Regions from separate parts of the Homo sapiens genome. Here region 1 is linked to region 2. The links are chromatin loops, found by intact Hi-C in ENCODE. Cell type or tissue: heart right ventricle. All regions are shown on one strand. Each heading gives the region's core, and the rest is flanking DNA. Links, peaks and the distances in the headings are about the cores only.

The links. Peaks named below come from ENCODE experiments on the same cell type or tissue, not always from the same donor. Only the 100,000 strongest peaks of a DNase experiment are listed, where the experiment ranks them.
Region 1: it touches region 2 in a loop (4-fold over the local background); 10 of 110 quality-filtered maps call a loop at or near these places.

What each region holds. Positions count from the first base shown.
Region 1 is chr5:137,639,493-137,649,171 of GRCh38, forward strand. It overlaps KLHL3 (kelch like family member 3), which reads right to left. Exons shown (of 15, transcript NM_017415.3): 9 at 368-485. It overlaps MIR874 (microRNA 874), which reads right to left and starts at 8,157; the gene lies at 8,080-8,157. In heart right ventricle, for the core only: no CTCF peak of the experiment used is centred there; no DNase peak of the experiment used is centred there.
Region 2 is chr5:138,133,569-138,143,247 of GRCh38, forward strand. It overlaps NME5 (NME/NM23 family member 5), which reads right to left and starts at 5,860. Exons shown (of 6, transcript NM_003551.3): 1 at 5,803-5,860; 2 at 5,084-5,217. The coding sequence starts at 5,212. BRD8 (bromodomain containing 8) reads right to left here. Exons shown (of 27, transcript NM_139199.2): 26 at 7,137-7,314; 27 at 6,202-6,598. The coding sequence ends at 6,506. In heart right ventricle, for the core only: no CTCF peak of the experiment used is centred there; a DNase peak (open chromatin) is centred at 5,863; H3K4me3 peaks cover 1,141 bases.

The DNA.
Region 1 (9,679 bases), core at 847-8,846, 490 kb before region 2:
AAGACCAGCTTGGCCAAAATGGTGAAACCCGTCTCTACTAAAAATGCAAAAATTAGCTGGGCATGGTGGTGCACGCCTGTAATCCCAGCTACTTGGAAGGCTGAGGTGAGAGAATCACTTGAACCCAGGAGGCAGACGTTGCAGTGAGCCGAGATCATGACACTGCACTCCAACCTGGGTGACAGAGAAAGACTCTGTCTTAAAACAACGACAACAACCAAAAAAAAAAAAAAAGTGTGCAGGAGGGAAACGAATGGGAGCCTGAAATGCACAGATGCTTGAGGAAACAAGGAGTAGCTCACGACTTCTGGCACGGAGTGGGGACCAGCAGGGGAAAAACAGCTTGCAGAACTGGGAGGCTGCTCACCTGCTCTGCATCTTCTGGAAGGAAGCTCAGCAATCTGATCCCACCGGTCCTCCTCGAAATCATAGCACTCCACACTGCGGATTGCCTTGGGTGCCTGGCCGCCAACCACAATCATGACCTCCGGAGAGACAAGTGGACGTTAGCGGGGTCACCCCAAAATCTGGATTTATGGTATCCCTGGTACTTCCACATGGCTTATCGCCCAGGGTGTGTGGATGATCTGAGATGCCAGTTTACAGAGCTACATACATGGGGATGCTGCTCCTGGTCACCAACAGGTATGAGTATTCAAGAAAAGTCTAACAAGCATCTTCCCACAGAAACACAGTCATAAGTTCTGTTTCCCAAATGCCCCACTCGGGGCTATCTTGTGGGTATGTGAAGCCGCACAGGGCATCATCTGTAATCTCAGTGCCCTCAGATTGGGAATGGGGGGTGCTAAATCTTATATCAAAACAAACTTGAATATACTTTGAAAAAGAGTTCAGAATTTGGACGTATGTTTTAAAGTATTACTCAAAAGCATTTCTGAATGCCTAGAATGTAGGGTGCACTTATGCACTGCAGTATAGAAAAAAATTGAAAAACTCCTGTGAGATGTTTATTACAAAAGTTATTAAACTGATGATGTTCTGGAAACTAGTGCTAGCAGTCCTATTTCCACAAGTAAGGTAGTAGCTACCACTGCTAGGTACCATGTGAAATGTGTTGTCATTTACTTGTCACCACAACTGTGAGGTAGATATCATCATCCACATTGACAGATAGCAAAGTAAAGCTCAGAGAACACATGTAAGTGGCCCAAGGTCACACAGCTAAGAGTGTAGGCAGAGACTGAAACCCAAGTCTACCTGACAGAGGGTGAGGCCAGCCACCCCCCCCAACTCCTGCTCTAGAGACAGGATCCAAGCAAACACAGCTTGCTGCATCTATGTTTGTCAAAACACAGGTCGCTTTCCATTAGTAGGTCATGAAATCAATTTAATGGATTATGACCAGCACATATATTTTTAAAAGCACAGAAAATATGATAAGAATATTATTTCATGAAATATTGGTTTTGGCTATACACACTTACATGTGTCTTCTGGATAGCAATTTAAATGCATTTTGTATTGCAAGGGCATGGTCAAACACAATGAAAACTACTGCTCTGGTTAGGTTAATAGAACTGCAGTACTTAATTATGGTATCACTGCTGTGTCTTTGGTCACATGTTATTAATAAATAAAAAATTAAAGTACCAGTTACCTATAGTTTACATATTTTAATAAACATGTACAAATTCATAGCTGTCCCCACAATGATGTCACTCTCACTCAACGGCATTCCAATATGCTTTCTTGAGTGGAGAGAAAGGGTGGAAGTCACAACCAGCAAATTCATTTGATCATTACCTGTAGCTTGTCTTATTTACCCAGTGGTTCTCAAACTTGAGCATACATCAGAATCACCTAGAGGACTTGTGAAAACACAAGCTGCTGGGCCCTATCCCCAGAGTGTGATTCAGTGGATCTGGAGTGGAGCCCAGAGGCTGCCTTTCTAACAAGTTCCCAGGTGCTGCTGCTGCTGCCACTCTAGGGTTCATACTTTGAGAACCACCTTTTTAATCCATGCTCTGTATGGATTTCCTGATGATATGCCATGAACAACTTTTGCCATTATGAATTATCATAGTGCTTTTTACTTCCCCATGATGTATTTTTGGGGAGAGAAGTGCCCATCAAAATCTGTGTGAACTCGCAAAGGCACATCCCTCAAGTGAACACTTCCCACCATACGGGAGGCAAAACCAGAGCTCACCACCATTACTACAGATCAACCATTTATTCCCCAATATTCCAGAACAGGCTCACCCACTGCCATGTGGGTGGTCACTGGTCATCAGACTTAGTCCATAGCTGTCTGTCACCAAAAGTGGGTAACCAGTGTTCAAAAATTCAGAAATCAGTTCTGACTTCTAAAGCATTCCAAAGGAACCCAGGACACAAAACCCAGCCTCGAGCTGCTGCTGCTGCTGCTTCCAGACAGAAACTTGACTTTCCTGGGTGCCTCAGCTCAGAGGGTCCACTGCTCTGTGTCAAGAGTAGCCTTTTTCAGAGTAAACATGAATTCTACATTACTTCCCATTTGTAATTCTTTGCTTAGACAGGCATCCATGAACAGTTCAAGGGGGATGTTAATGAACACAGCCCCTTGGCAAACACCAGATAATGCCTAACCTACTCTTCAAGGGCAGAATGACATGTTCGTAAATATGCCCAGAACTTGCATTGTCTTTCCGGTTTTGAGTTGGTAAAGCTAAACTGAAGGAAAATACTGCAAGGATTTTCTTTGAAATCTGATTTCTGAAGCTGAGTGAGAATAAAAGCAGTTTTAAGTTTTCTTTCTGCAAGGACTTCAGGCACCCCACACCCTCCCACATGCTGTTCCCTGACTCGAAACCTTCCCATCTCTGAGCACTCTGCCTTAACACCTGCTTATCTTTCAGGTCTCAGTTTAAATGTTATTTCCTACAAATGGACTTCCCTGGCCTCCAGGTCAGAACTACATATCCGTCCTCTGAGATTTCACCTGCCCTGTGTGTTCTGCATTGTGCTGGACCATCAGTGTCTTGTCTTTTGCACCTCTAGACAGTGAGCCCTGCCCAGGCAGAAAACGTATCTGCCTCAGTCACCAAGATAACTCCATATACTTATGTTGCCAGGTAAAAGTGAGGGCTCAAGTGTTTATTTGGAATAAAGAATACATGAATAAAAAGTAAATAGCACATGCAAGGAGTTAAACAAACAATACAGAGTTTTTAAAAATGAAAAAAGAAACTAAACTAGAACGTCATTTTCTTTAGTTAAAATATGTTGGAACACCAGGTTAAAATTCTGGAGACAGTGAGGAAAAAGCAAGCAAAATAAAAAGAGAAAGTGAGAGCTTTTCCCATCTTTTGACTCAACCACCAAAAGAAAGTTTGCTTATACTTGGCATAAGCTATCCAGCTTCTTTTGTAAATTAAAAAAAAAAAAAGGCAAAGTTTTCAGGAACCCTCACCATGCCCCAGAAACTATCTCCCACCAGGGAAGTAGAGGGTACATGCATATTGGAGAAAATCTACCACTCATCTCTGAGAATTTTCACAGAAACAGTATTACAGAAATGCAAATTTTTTAATGTTAAAGTAAAGCCTGAGTAGAAATACAAAAATGATACACGACAGCTAGGTGCAGTGGCTCATGCCTGTAATCCCAGTACTTTAGGTGGCAGAGGCGGGTGGATCTCTTGAGTCCAGGAGCTCAAGACCAGCCTGGGCAACATGGTGAAACCCCGTCTCTACAAAAAATACAAAAAACTAGCTGGGTGTGGTGGTGAATGCCTGTAGTCCCAGCTACTTGGAAGGCTGAGGTGGCAGAATCACCTGAGCCCAGGAATTTGAGGCTGCAGTGAGTTGTGATTGCAGCACCACTGCACTCCAGTCTGGGCAACAGAGTGAGACCCTGTCTCAAAAAAAAAAAAAAAAATAGAATACAAGATAAGGTTTTCAAAACAAACTTGGCTTTGAGCTCATAAAACCACTGGTAAGAGATAACTTTAAACAAACAAAACTTGTACAACTATCTGGGAAAATGAATTATGAGGTTTTGTGGGATAGGACCATCAGTTTCAGAGGTAGCTCAAGGCAGCAGGAAGAGCAGGTATACATCTGCTTCTCTCATAGGCATAGGAAACTCAATTTTTTTGTTTTATTTTTAGTTGGCACATAATAGGTACACATATTTATGGGGTACAGTGTGATGTTTGGATACATGCATACATTGGGTGATGATCAAATCAGGGTAATCAGCATACCCACCATCTCAAACACTTATTATTTCTTTGTGGTGAGAACATTCAAAATCCTCTCTTCTAGCTATTTTGAAATATACAATACATTATTGTTAACTATAGTCACCCTACTGTGTAATAGAACTCCAGAAGGTATTCCTCCTCTCTAACTGTAACACAGTATCCATTGATCACCCCCATCTCCCCTCCCTCCTCCCTTCCCCAGCCTCTGATAACCACTATTCAGCTCTCTACTTCTACGAGTTTGTCTGTTTTAGATTTCATATATAAGTGAAATCATGTGGTGTTTGTCTTTCTATGCCTGGGTTATTTCATTTAACATAATGTTCTCCAGGTTCATCCACGTTGTCACAAATGACAGGATTTCACCTTTTTATTTATTTAATTTTTTAGACAGAGTCTCGCTCTGTCACCAAGGCTGAAGTGCAATGGCACAATCTTGGTTCACTGCAACCTCCACCCCCCGGGTTCAAGCAATTCTCCTGCCTCAGCCTCCCATGTAGCTGAGATTACAGGTGCCCACCACCACACCCGGCTAATTTTTTGTATTTTTAATAAAGATGGGGTTTCACCATGTTGGTCAGTCTGGTCTTGAACTCCTGACCTAAGGTGATCCACTCGCCTCGGCCTCCCAAAGTGCTGGGATTACAAGCATGAGCCACTGTGCCCGGCCTTTTTATAGTTGAATAGTATATATACCTCATTTTAAAATCCATTCATCTGTTGATGGGCACTTAGGTTGATGCTGTTTTTTGGCTATTGTGAATACTGCTGAAATAAACATGAGAGTACAGATATCTCTTCAACATGCTGATTTAATTTCCTTTGGATGCATACCCAGTATGGGATTGCAGGGTCATATGGTAGTTCTACTTTTAATTTTTCCTGGACACATACAACCAACCAATATAGAATCATGAAGAAACAGAAAACCCAAACAGACCAATAACAAGCAACAAGATTGAATCACTAATAAAAAGTCTGCTATCAAAGAAAAGCCCAGAACCTGATAGTTTCACTGCTGAATTCTAACAAACATTTAAAGCAGAACTAATACCAGTTATTCTCAAACTATTCTAAAATATTGAAAGGGAGGGAATACTTCCAGATTTATTCTTTGAAGCCAGGACTACTCTAATACCAAACTAGACAAGGGCATGACAAAAAAGAAAACTATAGACCAATATCCATGATGAACACAGATACAAAAATCCATAACAAAATACTAGCAAATGAAATTCAACAGCACATTGAAAAGATCATTTACCGTGATCAAATAGATTCATCCTAGGGATGCAAGGATGGTTCAATATAACACAAATCAATAAAAACGATACGTCACATTAACAGAATCAAAGACAAAAACCACATAATCATTTCAATAGATGCAGAAAAAGCATTTGATAAAACTCAACATCCCTTCATAATAAAAACTCTCAACAAATTAGAAATAGAAGGAATGTAACTCAACATAATAGAGGCCATATATGACAAACCCGCAGCTAACATCATACTAGAAAGGGGAAAGTTGAAAGCTTTTCCTCTAAGAATTGGAACAAGACAAGGATGCCCACTTTCTCCACTTCTATCCAACATAGTACTGGAAGTCCTAGCCAGAGCAATCAGGCAAGAGAAAGAAATGAAGTACATTCAAATTGAAAGGAGAAAGTCAAACTGCTTGCAGAGAATATGATCTTATATATTAAAAAGCCTAAAGACGCCACCAAAAAACTATTAGAATGAATAAATGAATTGGCAAAGTGGCAGGATACAAAATCAACATACAAAACTTAGTGGTGTTCCTATACACTAATAGTGAACTATCTGAAAAAGAAATAAAGAAAAAAACTCATTAACAATAGCTACAAAAAAAAATAAAATAACTAGGAATAAATTTAACCACAGAGGTAAAAGATCTCTACAATGAAAACTATAAAACATTGACGAAAGAAATTGAAGAGGACACAAATAAATGGAAAGATATTCCATGATCATGGAAAGAATTAATAATGTTAAAATGCTCATACTACCTAAAGCAATCTAAAGATTCAATGTAATCCTTATCAAACTACCAATGACATTCTTCACAAAAATAAGAAAAAAAAAAATCTAAAACTCATATGGGAATAGCCAAACAATCTAGAGCAAAAGGAACAAAGCTGGGGGCATCATGCTACCTGACTTCAAAATATACAGCAAAGCTAGAGTAACTAAAACAGCATGGTACTGGCATAAAAACAGACACATAGACCAATGGAATCTAAAATTAGAGAACCTAGAAATAAATCCACACATTTACAGCCAACTGATTTTCGACAAACATGCCAAAAGCACACATTTGACAAGGTGTTAATACCCAGAATATATAAGGAACTCAAACAACTAAATAACAGAAAAACAGATAATCTGATTCAAAAATGGGCAAAAAGATCTAAACAGGTATTTCTCTAAAAAAGATATATGAATGACCAACAAGTATATGAAAAAAAATGCTCAACATCACTATTTATCTGGGAAATGCAAATGAAAATCACAACGAGATATCACCTCACCCCAATTAGAAGGTCTACTGCAGAAAAGACAAAAGATAACTGCTGGCAAGGATGTGGAGAAAGAGGAACTCTTATACCCTGCTGGTGGGAAAGTAAATTAGTACAGCCCAGTATGGTCAAAAGAAATCCAATTTTTATGGTAGGTGTTGCAAGAAGCACTCATACATGGAGCACTACACCCACTACTGTGTTGATCATGCAGAGTAAAAAGAATAAATTTCCTATCATGAGTGCTAATGGATAGTTGTTTCCATGGATACCTGATGTTAGCAAGCAGTTAGGCAAATACGAGTATTTCCCACAGTCTACATGTATCACATCTCTGAAATCACAAACTTCTAGCTACTTAAGAAGACCACAAGATGTTAGAGGAAGAGACTTGAACCATTCTCTCCTATATGCCCTCATTTTATATTCCAGAAACACCCAGGCCCAGGGAGTTCAACAAGCATGTTTCTTTCTTTCCCCAACACTCCTAAACCCCAATATACTTAAGATTAATATGCCTTTATTAGAAATTACTCAATCAAATCAGCTTATTTAATGATCACTATTTTTAACATTTATCTTTCAAGGTAACCCTGAGTAAGAACTATCAGTCACGTAGGAATCACAAACTAAAGAACTGGCTCTAGGTGAACAATTATGCTAGACTGAACATAATTTAATCACTCTCGTGAACTGCAGCATACTTAGGAGTTTGGCAGGGTGCCTCAAAGTTCTGATCCCAAGTCTCAACTGTCACTGTGTTGAAGGCTGCAGAAGTTCTGGTGAATGGAGGTTCTCTGGTTGACAGAATATGAGTGAGCTGAACTCCACTGTAGCAGAGATGGTTATTAGATACCTCCCAAGGAAAACACTGTCATTTTGAAAAGTCAAATAGCCATTTATTTTAGGAAGATTAGTGAGCCCAAGCAAAAGACTACCTGATTCCTTAGGAAGGAAATTTTACTCCCAGCATAACATTTTTAAAAATAAATATATAATGCTCTCTTGTTTACATAGATGATTCTGATTCTACCAGCGTGACTGTGGGATTGAAGGCATGTTGGTCCCTCCTCACCGAAATCACAACCACCCTGTGTCTGAGAGCCATTAGGTGCCAGGGACTAGCCAGGGAAAGGGACAATCCATGAAGAGAATAGAGATTTCCAGCCTACGTGTAGATCAAGACCCTAGCCCTGGCCTCAGGACTACATAGGTCATTCAAATTTCTACTCAGGTGAGAGGAACAATCTGGGCTCTACACACTTTTTTCATCGGGCAAGAGTAGAATGCATGTCCAAACTCTCTTCTGTGACCGGTGAGCTGGGCAGAAGGCAGGCCCAGCCAGTCGGTCCCTCGGGCCAGGGCAGGAAGCGAGAGTCTCTCTTACCCTGGTGCGTGGGGCCGCAGGGCTAACACCAACAATTCATCCGATGGAGCATGTCGAGGTCGAGCCAGAAGACTTGTCCAAGCAGGTTCCTGAGCAACAGTTGCTCTAGGCAAGTACTGATAGCAAGGTGCAGAGAAAATGGGGGTCTGAGAACCAGGTAATATGAGGGCAAGGCCCGGGGGGAGAGAAGAGGAGTGGAAAAAATGGGCTTTGGAATCAGACACATCTGGGCCCAAATATAGTATCAGCCCAGTCACTATATAGCTGTGTGGCTATGAGCAAGACATTGAACCTTGCTAAGCCTCATTTTCATAACTTGTAATATCAGGATAATAGGATGCTTCCCATATGGGTGTCAGGAGGCTTAAATGATATGAAGCACTTAGCACAATGCTTGATAAATAGTAAACACTAAATGTTATCTGATTAACACTAGTGTCATTATTAGCTTCTAAGGCAGGTGCTAAAAAACAGATTCCCAATGAAAGGTAGAAAAGGATACTATGAACCTGTGAGGGAGGGTAAGTACCACTAATTCTAGGGGTGATTATGGGGCTTTTTCAGGACCCCAGGGTGCTTGTCAGGGTGTGGACCAAGGTGGAAGGGGGCAGTGCCCATCCAGGGGCCTGGGCCAAATGAGAGGTCATCCCATCCACCCTGTCAACAGCTTCTTCAAATACCATCTACTGAAAGCAGGACAGCCCAACTCAGGAGCAAGCCACCCACTTCCAGCCCAAATGGCGTTTCAGTAGCATTTTTAAAGAGCTGAATAGAGATGCCAACTGAACTGGAATGACAGTGAAAAGTGCCAGGTTCAGTACATTTCCAAAAGGTTCATTTGCATCTTCCTGAAACCTCATTTCCTTGCTGCCATCTGTGGAACAGGGTAACGTAGGAGACTTCTGAGTGGCTGGGAGACAGCCTCGGGTTGTCCATGGCAACCCAGCCTCAGGAAAAGTGCTGGGCGGTGAATGTGTGGGAGCCAAGATGATGCTGTTAGCTGTTCCGGCTGGGATGTGTCAGTATGCTCTGTGCATATATGGCTCAGGAAAAACACCTTTATTAGCCTCTGCAGCTATCTCAAGGCAGAGTCCTGTTCCTCTCAGGGAAAGGACTTGGCTGGCAAACAGAGTTACTGCTGAGAATTACTGAATATAGTGCAGGTCTCTCTCCACCATGTTGTTTTTCAAAGTTTGCTCTGCCAGAAAGCCTATCTGGACTGAATTTATGAAAGCACAAACCAGCCTGCCCTTGGAATTCCTATGCCTGCTTCTCCAACTAGTCCAATTATCTCCTGATTTTTCTTCTTTCTCTACTTATTTGGTTGTTCATATATGTCTATCTTACTTTCTCAGAGAGACTTCTTAAAATTAAAAGTCCCCAAAGGGCAGGAATCAGGTTTCTTTCAACACAGCATTCGGCTATAATGCTTTTGTGACATTTGGAAGCAATATAATAAAACAGTTCAGAGCACAGGGCCTCGGGCCAGTCATCCTAGGCTTAAACCTCAACTCAGCCATTTACTAATTGTGCTTTAAAGATGGGTCA
Region 2 (9,679 bases), core at 1,003-9,002:
AGAAGCAGTGATACCAAGTACTATCAGAACAGAACTCTTAGTTTGTAACAAAGGCAACACTGCCATCTACTGAAATGACATATCATTTTTCAGCTTTTCCCTTAAGTGGGACAGGAAAGCCTCAAGTTCATTGGACTCCCAAGCCTATTTTAAAAGCATACAGTGCAAAGGACAAAACTTGCATAATTTCACTTAAATTAGATAGCTTGAATAGTCAAATTCCTACAGACAGCAAGTAGAATAGTGGTTATCGGGGATGGGGAAGAGGGAAGCAACGAGTTAGCATTAGGTAGAGTGTTTCAGTTTAAGATGAAAAGGTTCTAGAAATGGACAGTAGTGATGGTTGTACAACAATGTGAATGTACTTAATGCAACTGAAATGTACACTTAAAAACGGTTAAAATGGTAAATTTTATGTTGTGTATATTTTACCGCAATTAAAGCAAAAAATGAAGGATGTACCATGGCTGCCTTTGCTCTGAAAGTTACTAACTAGGGAAAGTGTCATATATATTTACATTAAATTTTTTTGTTTGTTTGTTTTTTCTGGTCTCAGTACATTGCCCAGACAATCTCAGTTCACTGCAACCTCCGCCTCCCGGGTTCAAGTGATTCTCCAGCCTTGCCTCCTGAGTAGCTGGGATTACAGGCATGCGCCACCACGCCCAGCTGATTTTTGTTTGTTTGTTTTTTGAGATGGAGTCTTGCTTTGTTGCCCAGGCTGGAGTGCAGTGGTGAAATCTCAGCTCACTGCAACCTCCGCCTCCCAGATTCAAGCGATTCTCCTGCCTCAGCCTCCTGAGTAGCTGGGATTACAGGCTCCCACCACCACGCCCGGCTAATTTTTGTGTTTTTAGTAGAAATGGGGCTTCACCATGTTGGCCAGGCTGGTCTCGAACTCCTGACCTCAGGTAATCCACCCACCTCGGCCTCTGAAAGTGCTGGGATTACAGGCATGAGCCACCGCACCCAGCCCTAATTTTGGATTTTTAGTAGAGATAAGGTTTCACCACATTGGCCAGGGTGGTCTTGAACTTTTGACCTCAGGTGATCCACCCGCCTCATCCTCCCAAAGTGCTGTGATTACAGGATTGAGCCACCACGGCCGGCTAATTTTTAATTTATAATTAACACTAGCCACTTAATTATTAAGTTTGTCACTTTTTTTTTTTTTTGAGACGGAGTCTCGCTCTGTCACCCAGGCTGGAGTGCAGTGGCGCGATCTCAGCTCACTGGAAGCTCCACCTCCCGGGTTCACGCCATTCTCCTGCCTCGTAGCTGGGACTACAGGTGCCCGCCACTGCGCCCGGCTAATTTTTTGTAGTTTTAGTAGAGACGGGGTTTCGCTGTGGTCTCAATCTCCTGACCTTGTGATCTGCCCGCCTCGGCCTCCCAAAGAGCTGGGATTACAGGCGTGAGCCACCGCGCCCGGCCGTCACTAAATATTTTTTAAAATATGGACTTTTTTGGCCGGGCATAGTGGCTCACGCCTGTAATCCCAGCATTTTGGGAGGCCGAGGCAGGTGGATCACAAGGTCAGGAGATCGAGACCATCCGGGCTAACACAGTGAAACCCCGTCTCTACTAAAAATACAAAAAGTTAGCTGGGCGTGGTGGAGGGTGCCTGTAGTCCCAGCTACTCGGGAGGCTGAGGCAGGAGAATGGCGTGAACCTGGGTGGCGGAGCTTGCCGTGAGCCGAGATTGCGCCACTGCACTCCAGCCTGGGCGACACAGAGCGAGACTCCGTCTCAAAAAAAAAAAAAAGGACTTTTTTTTCTTTTTCAAGACAGAGTCTCCCTCTGTCGCCCAGGCTGGAGTGCAATGGCACGATCTTGACTCACTGCAACCTCCGCCTCCCGGGTTCACGCCATTCTCCTGCCCCAGCCTCCCCAGTAGCTGAGATTACAGGCACGTGCCACCACACCCAGGTAATTTTCATATTTTTAGTAGAGACGGGGTTTCACCATGTTGGTCAGGCTGGTCTCCAACTCCTGACCTCAGGTGATCCACCCGCCTTGGCCTCCCAAAGTGCTGGGTTTACAGGCATGAGCCACTGCACCCGGGCAAAATACGGACTTTTAAAAAACTTAAATGGGACGCCTTTATCTGTATACTTCATTTATTTTTTCTAAAGTTAATGGGTAATATAATTACAGGATTCAAAAATTCAAAGCAAGACAAAAAGGTATATACTGAAAAATCTTATTCCTATCCATTTCCTAATCTACTCAGTTCTTCCTTGCCCTCAATAGGCAACCCTTTTTAAATGTTTATTTCCCCAGAATTCCATTTTTCAAATATTGGCAAACATGAATATATTACTTTGTCTCTATCACAAAAGGTTGGTACACATGATTTTGTGTTTTTTTTGCTATTTTGTTCTTTTTGCTACACACTTTGCTTTCTTCCGTTAACAGTACAGACAGGTTCCTCATTCTTCTATTTACAATTAGTTGCATATTATGCAATTTGATGGGTTTTCCAGAGTTTATTTAGTCCTGTCTCCCAATCTCCCAACCTGGGTTATTTTCAATCTTTTGTTGATAAGTAAACAATGCTGCAAAAAATAACCTGCATATATATCACTTCATATTAATACAGGCACCTACTGATGGGACTAAACAGGGCTCTGCGCATGACAGGTAGTAAGAGCACAAGGAATTCTATAGGACAGATTTCCAAGAGCAGAACTGCTGGATCAAATGGTAAGTCCATCTGTTGTATTGGTAGATAACTGCCAGATTCCCTTTGATAGGGGTTGTGCCATTTACTTTTATATTTTTGCCAAATGGAATCTCAGTGTAGTTTTAACTTGCTTTTTTTCCCACCTAAAGATTGAGCATCTTTTCATATATTTAAAAAATGTTTTTCCTTTTCTGTGACCATCCATCTGTTCTGCCCATTTTTCTACTAATTTATTTTTATCTTTTTCTAGGAGCTCTTTATGTATTAAGAAGACAAGCCCTTTGTCTATGAGTTGCAAATCTTTTTCCCAAGTTTGTTGTGTTTTGACTTTGCTTATGGTGTTTATTTCATTGTGCAGAAATTTTTTGTTTATATAATCTTTTTTTAAATTAAAAAAATTTTTTTTTTCGAGAGTTTCGCTCTTGTTGCCCAGGCTGGAGCACAATGGCACGATCTCGGCTCACGGCAACCTCCGCCTCCCATGTTCAAGCGATTCTCCTGCCTCAGCCTGCTGAGTAGCTGGGATTACAGGCATGCGCCCCCACGCCTGGCTAATTTTGTATTTTTTAGTAGAGATGGGGTTTCTCCATGTTGGTCAGGCTGGTCTCAAACTCCTGACCTCAGGTGATCAACTCACCTTGGCCTCCCAAAGTTTTGGGATTACAGGCATGAGCCACCGTGCCTGGCCTTGTTGATATAATCTTATCAATCTTTTCTTCCATGGCTCCTAGACCTTAAGTCATAACAAAAAAAAAAAAGGCTGTCCTACTCCAACAACAAAATAAATCCATTATCTTTTCTTCCTGAACTTACATGGTTTAATTTTTTTAATATGTAGATCTCAGGTTTATTTGGAGTTTATCCTGGTATATAATACTTGATCCAAATTTTTCAGTGGCTACCAGTTTTCCTAACATTTACTAAAAAGTTATTTACCTGAGTCTTTAATCATATTAAATACTTCCTAACACTTTCTTGTGCCATCCCTACTCTCGGACTCCACCTGTCCTTTGAAGCTCAACTGAAATTCCGTATCTTTTCTGAAGATTGATATTTTCTCTTTATTTATTTATTTATTTTTTGAGACAGATCTCCCTCTATTGCCCAGGCTGGAGTACAATGGCGTAGTCTTGGCTTACTGCAACCTCTGCCTCCTGAGTTCAAGCGATTCTCCTGCCTCAGCTTCCCAAGTAGCTGGGACTACAGGTGCACGCCACCACGCCCAGCTAATTTTTGTATTTTTCATAGAGATGGGGTTTCACCACATTGGCCAGGCTGGTCTCAAACTCCTGACCTTATGATCCACCCATCTCGGCCTCCCAAAGTGCTGGGATTACAGGCGTGAGCCACCGTACCCGCCATTTTCTCTTTATTTTTAAAAATACTGACTGAATAAGCAATATGACACTGTATAAATGGGAGAAAATAAAAAATTGGAAGTTCGAATGAGAATACTGTAAAAGAGGCGGGGTGCAGTGGCTCACACCTGTAATCCCAGCACTTTGGGAGGCCGAGGCGGGTGGATCACGAGGTCAGGAGTTCAAGACCACCCTGGCCAACATGGTAAAACCCCGTCTCTACTAAAAATACAAACATTAGCTGGACATGGTGGTGCATGCCTGTAATCCCAGCTACTCAGGAGGCTGAGGCAGGAGAATTGCTTGAACCGGGACCTGGAAGGCAGAGGTTGCAGTGAGCCGAGATCGTACCACTGCACTCCAGTCTGGGCTACAGAGGGAGACTCTGTCTCAAAAAAAAGAAAAAAAAACTATAAAAGAGGAAGATTAAAAATATTCAATTCTATTTGATTTATCCTTAACAATGCTATTTATATTCACTTTCAAACCCCTAGAATGACAATGTTTACTAATTGCAGAACATAAGGCTTAAAACATTAAATGTTATGCCATAACTGAAAAAAGTACCAATAGCCTAAAATTCCATCAATAGAAGATCAAGTAAATAAATTGTAGTTCTAATACACAGGGAAATATTACACAGAAATTAGGAAGAGTGAGATCAATTCAGATGCAATGATCTGGAATCCTATCTGAGGGACTCTGTAAAGGGGTCAAGGGAAAGGGACTGTTCTGTTTTATGGGGGGAAAATGTTTATAAATGCATAGAAAACTCCTGGAAGAACAGAAAGTGTTAAGTGGTTGCCTCTCTCTGGAGCCTGGGACTTGGGGTAAAAGAGGACAGGTGAAGGAAAAGTCCATTTTATTTCTCATTTTACATCCTTTTAAAAACTATCACATATAACTTTTATACTTAGAAGAATAAACTTAAATTTAATGCTGAACACTAAGGGTTTAAATGGGTAGGCACATTTACATAAGCATTTTTTTTTTAAGGGCAGAGAGGAAAAAAGCATGAATCATCATACCCAGAAGTTACCTGAACAATGGTGAATCCGGATCTAAGAATAATATCTTGTATCTCCTCCTCTTTGTCAACAATATCTGGTTTGATAATGGCCAGAGTTTTTTCTACATATATCTGAGGTGGAGGCATTGATATCTCCATTATGGCTTTTCAGGGCACAAATTAAGAGTTTCTTAACAGGTATCAACTGCAATGACATGCATTTCCCCCCACCCCCATCGCAAATTCAATGTAATTATGATTAAGAATAGCAATAGTAGGTACTTGATTTTATTAACTGATGAAGGTAGAAACTGCCATGTTTTTCTATATACAGGGTCTCAATAATAGGATTCCTACTATGTCCAAATCGAGCCCCGGCTTTTCGTATACGATGTCACCAAGGCAGGAAGGACTATGGGCTCACATAACCAGAGGCCAAGGGGCGACCCGAAGGCCTGGAACCAGCAACAGCCCCAGGCAGCAGAGGGCGGTGGGGCGGGTGGTGGGGGCTCGAGGGGGCGGTAGAGCGGGTGGTGGGGGCTCGAGGGGACGGTGGCTGGTGGGCAACCACACACCATTACAGCGGCGGGTGAGCGGCCTCGGCCAGCTGCCTCTGTGAAGCGACCCTGTCCCGCAGGGACCTCTCTGTGCATAGGGTCAGGCTAATTGAAAAGCAGGGCCTCTAGGTCCGCGGGGACTTTCCGGGTTGCACCTGCAAATTCTGAATTTGACCCTCTCTAAGTACTCACCTCAGCGGCCGTCCTCATATGGTACAACTTGTTGCTAGGAGACCTGAAGCCCCAGCGTGGGGACGGTGGCTGCAGAGAGCCAATCCCAGCAAGGAACCTTGCAGCTTCTGGCCAGTTCGTTTTAACCAAAGGGAGCCAGCCAGTCACTTTTATTCTCCTTGTGAATCTTAGAGCACTAGATGTTTTCTGACATTTTACTCATAATTTATCTTATTTCATCCTTCTTCCCGTTTGAAGGATGCTTCAATTATCCCTACTCTATAAATGATAAGAACCCCTCCCCCAACCATTCCTTTCCAGGCGGTATATGTAAATGACCCGTGTCAGATACCTTCGTTTCACCAGATGATGCTGTGCCCTCTATGCCCAGCTTATCTAGTCATTAAAAAGCAATATTCCTATTGTGTAAATACATTTATTTATAGAGTAAAAGGCTTAGAAAAGATCTAATGGAATTGTCTTTAAATCAAGCCGATGGAACAAAGATGTGGGCAACATTTATGGCATAAATCCAAACCTCAGCTTCCCCTTTTTTTCTTTATATTATGTCCACATGCATCTTTGACTCGTTGGTTGTGAGTTAAGGTATTATTCTTGTTGGAAAAGAAAATGAGGACATGGCAAAGAAGTACCAGGATCCTCTCTAGGTCAGAGTTCCGGGAGAGATTCAAACTCTAGAAAAAGTCAGGATAGCAGCTCCAGGTTAGAAAACAGGTTTTCCATCATCCACTGGGTTAGCTGGTTCTCCTTCCAGACTACTTGAGCCTTTTCTTTTGTCTAACCAGATATTCAGTACCTAAAGGGTTAAGGAACACATAGCAAGCTATTATGAACCTTAAACACTAAAGTATTGCAAGTTTATTTTTTTGGCAAATAGACTCAACTATACTTTTTTCTTTAAAGTATGATGCTACCCAGAAAAGAAACCCACAAATGTCTTCTAGCTACTATATCTTATCCCCTAAAGATGGGAAAGTGTGAACGTACATTAATAACAACAGATGAAGCAACCAAAAAATACACAGTGACTCCAGCCTCTTTGGAGTTTAGCCCTTGACTTGAGGCTCTGGAAGCGGGAATTCCCATTACTTGTCTATCCTCAGCTCTCTTGAGAGCTCTTCACTGCTGCCTGCATTCCTAGACTACTTCACTATCAGAGCTGGACTTACTGAGGCTCAGGGTTTTCCAAACCAGCAGGCACATTATCAATCCTTCAGGGCCTTAATCACCTTTAAAAATAAACTCTGAGAACACAGTCACCTCGAAATCACCTTTATTCTCATAGGCGTTCTGAAATCAAGATTCCAGAGGCTACAGGTATCTGCATACAGTACCTGAATCTGCTCCAGGACTTCTTGCCGCATCTCCACAGCCATATGGTATACATGATGATCAGAGTCATTGTACATTACAGCATTTTGGAACATCAGCATCAGGTCTCGCAGGAATTGGGCCATGGTGCGAATCCGACCCTTAGAGAGATTTCTCTTCAGGCTAGTTAAGTCCATGGGTCTGCAGGTGGCCAAGAAAAAACAAAGAAAATCAAACCTTCATGTGGAACATATGATAACCTAACACGTTCTCTTGAAGAACTAACCAGTTCTTAATGAAAACAGTAGCAAAGATAACAACCCTCATCAGATAATAAAATAGCAACAGCAGTTAATATTTGCCTGTTTACAATGGGCCAAACACTGTATTTCTATACTAACTCACTTAATCCTCTCAATAAACCTGTAAGGTAGGTATCATTAATATCTCATTTTTTTTTTTTTTGAGTCGGAGTTTCACTCTTGTTGCCCAGGCCGGAGTGCAATGGAGCAATCTCAGCTCACTGCAACTTCCACCTTCCAGGTTCAAGCAATTCCCCTGTCTCAGCCTCCAGAATAGCTGGGATTACAGGCGTGCGCCATCATGCCCAGCTAATTTTTGTATTTTTAGTAGAGATAGGGTTTCACCATGTTGGTCAGGCTAGTCTCGAACTCCTAGCCTCAGGGGATCCACCTTCCTTGGCCTCCCAAAGTACTGGGATTACAAGTGTGAGCCACCGCCCCCGGCCTTATTATCTCCATTTCACAGATGAAGAAATTGAAATCTAAAGAGGTTAAGTACTCACTGAAAGGCACACAGCCTGAATTCCAATTCAGAGGCAGCCTGACTCCAGAGCCCACAGGTCAAGCCACTATATTCTACTATCAGAGGAGGAGTGCTGGCCCCAGGTATCAAAGTTGTAAAGAGCACCAATCATCAGTTTATCACACAGTAGTTATTTGCTGTTTACAATGTATAGTCATATATTATTTCATCTACTTCTCTTACTGCACAAATAAAAAGCTAAGAATAATTTTTTTCTCCTTTCATGGAGATGAAAAAAGGATCAAGTGAATATTAAGACAATATTAATGAGACACAGAAAGTAGATATATAAGAGAAGGCACAGCAGTGTAGAAAGAAGACTGAACTGCAGGTAAGAATCTGGGGCTTAGTTCTAGCTCTGCTATTAACTGTTGGTTGATCACGAGCAAGTCATGACCAAGCACCTCTGAGCTTTAGTTTCCTCATTCCTAAAGAAGTTTGTCTCTGCTGTTTGAATGATGGTATCATTGTCTCTGCTGTTTGAATGATGGTATCCCCTCCAAAATTCATGTTGAAACTTAATCCCAAGTGCAACAGTATTAAGAGGTGGAGCCTTTGGGAGGTAATTAATTCATGAGTGCTCTGCCTTCATGAATGGGATTAGCATCCTTATAAAAGGGCTCCATATCGAAGAGAGTGCCCTCTTATCCTTCTGTCCCTTCTGCCATGTGAGGATACAGCATTCGTCCCCTCTGCAGAATACAACAACAAGGCATCATCTTAGAAGCAGAAGCAGAGAGTAACCCACCTCACACACCAAAACTACCAATGCCTTGATCTTGCACTTCCCAGCCTCCAGAACCAAAACAAAGAAACATAGATTTCTATTATTTATAAATTATCCAGCCTGTGGTATTGTGCTATAGCAGCACAGACTAGTGACTCTCCAAAGGTCCTATCATGATCTTTTACATTCTATTACCATACAGGTTTATGACAGCATTTTAGATGACCTATGCTATAAAAACCCAAAATAGGCCGAGCACAGTGGTTCAAGCCTGTAATCCCAGCACTTTGGGAGGCCGAGGCAGGCGGATCACGAGGTCAAGAGATTGAGACCATCCTGGCCAACATAGTGAAACCCTGTCTCTACTAAAAATACAAAAATTAGCTGGGCGTGGTGACGTGTGCCTGTGGTTCCAGCTACTCAGGAGGCTGAGGCAGGAGAATCACTTGAACCCGGGAGGCGGAGGTTGCAGTGAGCCGAGATCTCATCACTGCACTCCAGCCTGGTGACAGAGCAAGACTGTCTCAAAAAAAAAAAAAAAAAAAAATCCAAAATAGGCTAGGATTACCTGCCTGTAATCCCAGCATTTTGGAAGGCTGAGGTGGGAGGATTGCTTGAGACTACGAGCTTAAGACCAACCTGGGCAATCTAGTGAGACCCCATATCTACAAAAAATTTAAAAATTCCTCCTCAGTGATATTCTGAAGAAAAATAAAGTTATTAATAACATTTCAAACAAAGAAAATATTTTATTATAATAAAAATATCAGGCCAGGCACAGTGGCTCACACCTGTAATCCCAGCACTTTGGGAGGCTGAGGTGGGTGAACTGCATGAGCCCAGGAGTCTGAGACAAGCCTGGGCACCATGGTGAAACTCTATCTCTATAAAAAATACAAAAATTAGCCGGGCATGGTGGCACACACCTCTAGACCCAGTTATTAGGGAGGCTGAGGTGGAAGGATTGCTTGAACCTGGGCAGTTGAGGCTCAGTTATCCAAGAAATGTGCCACT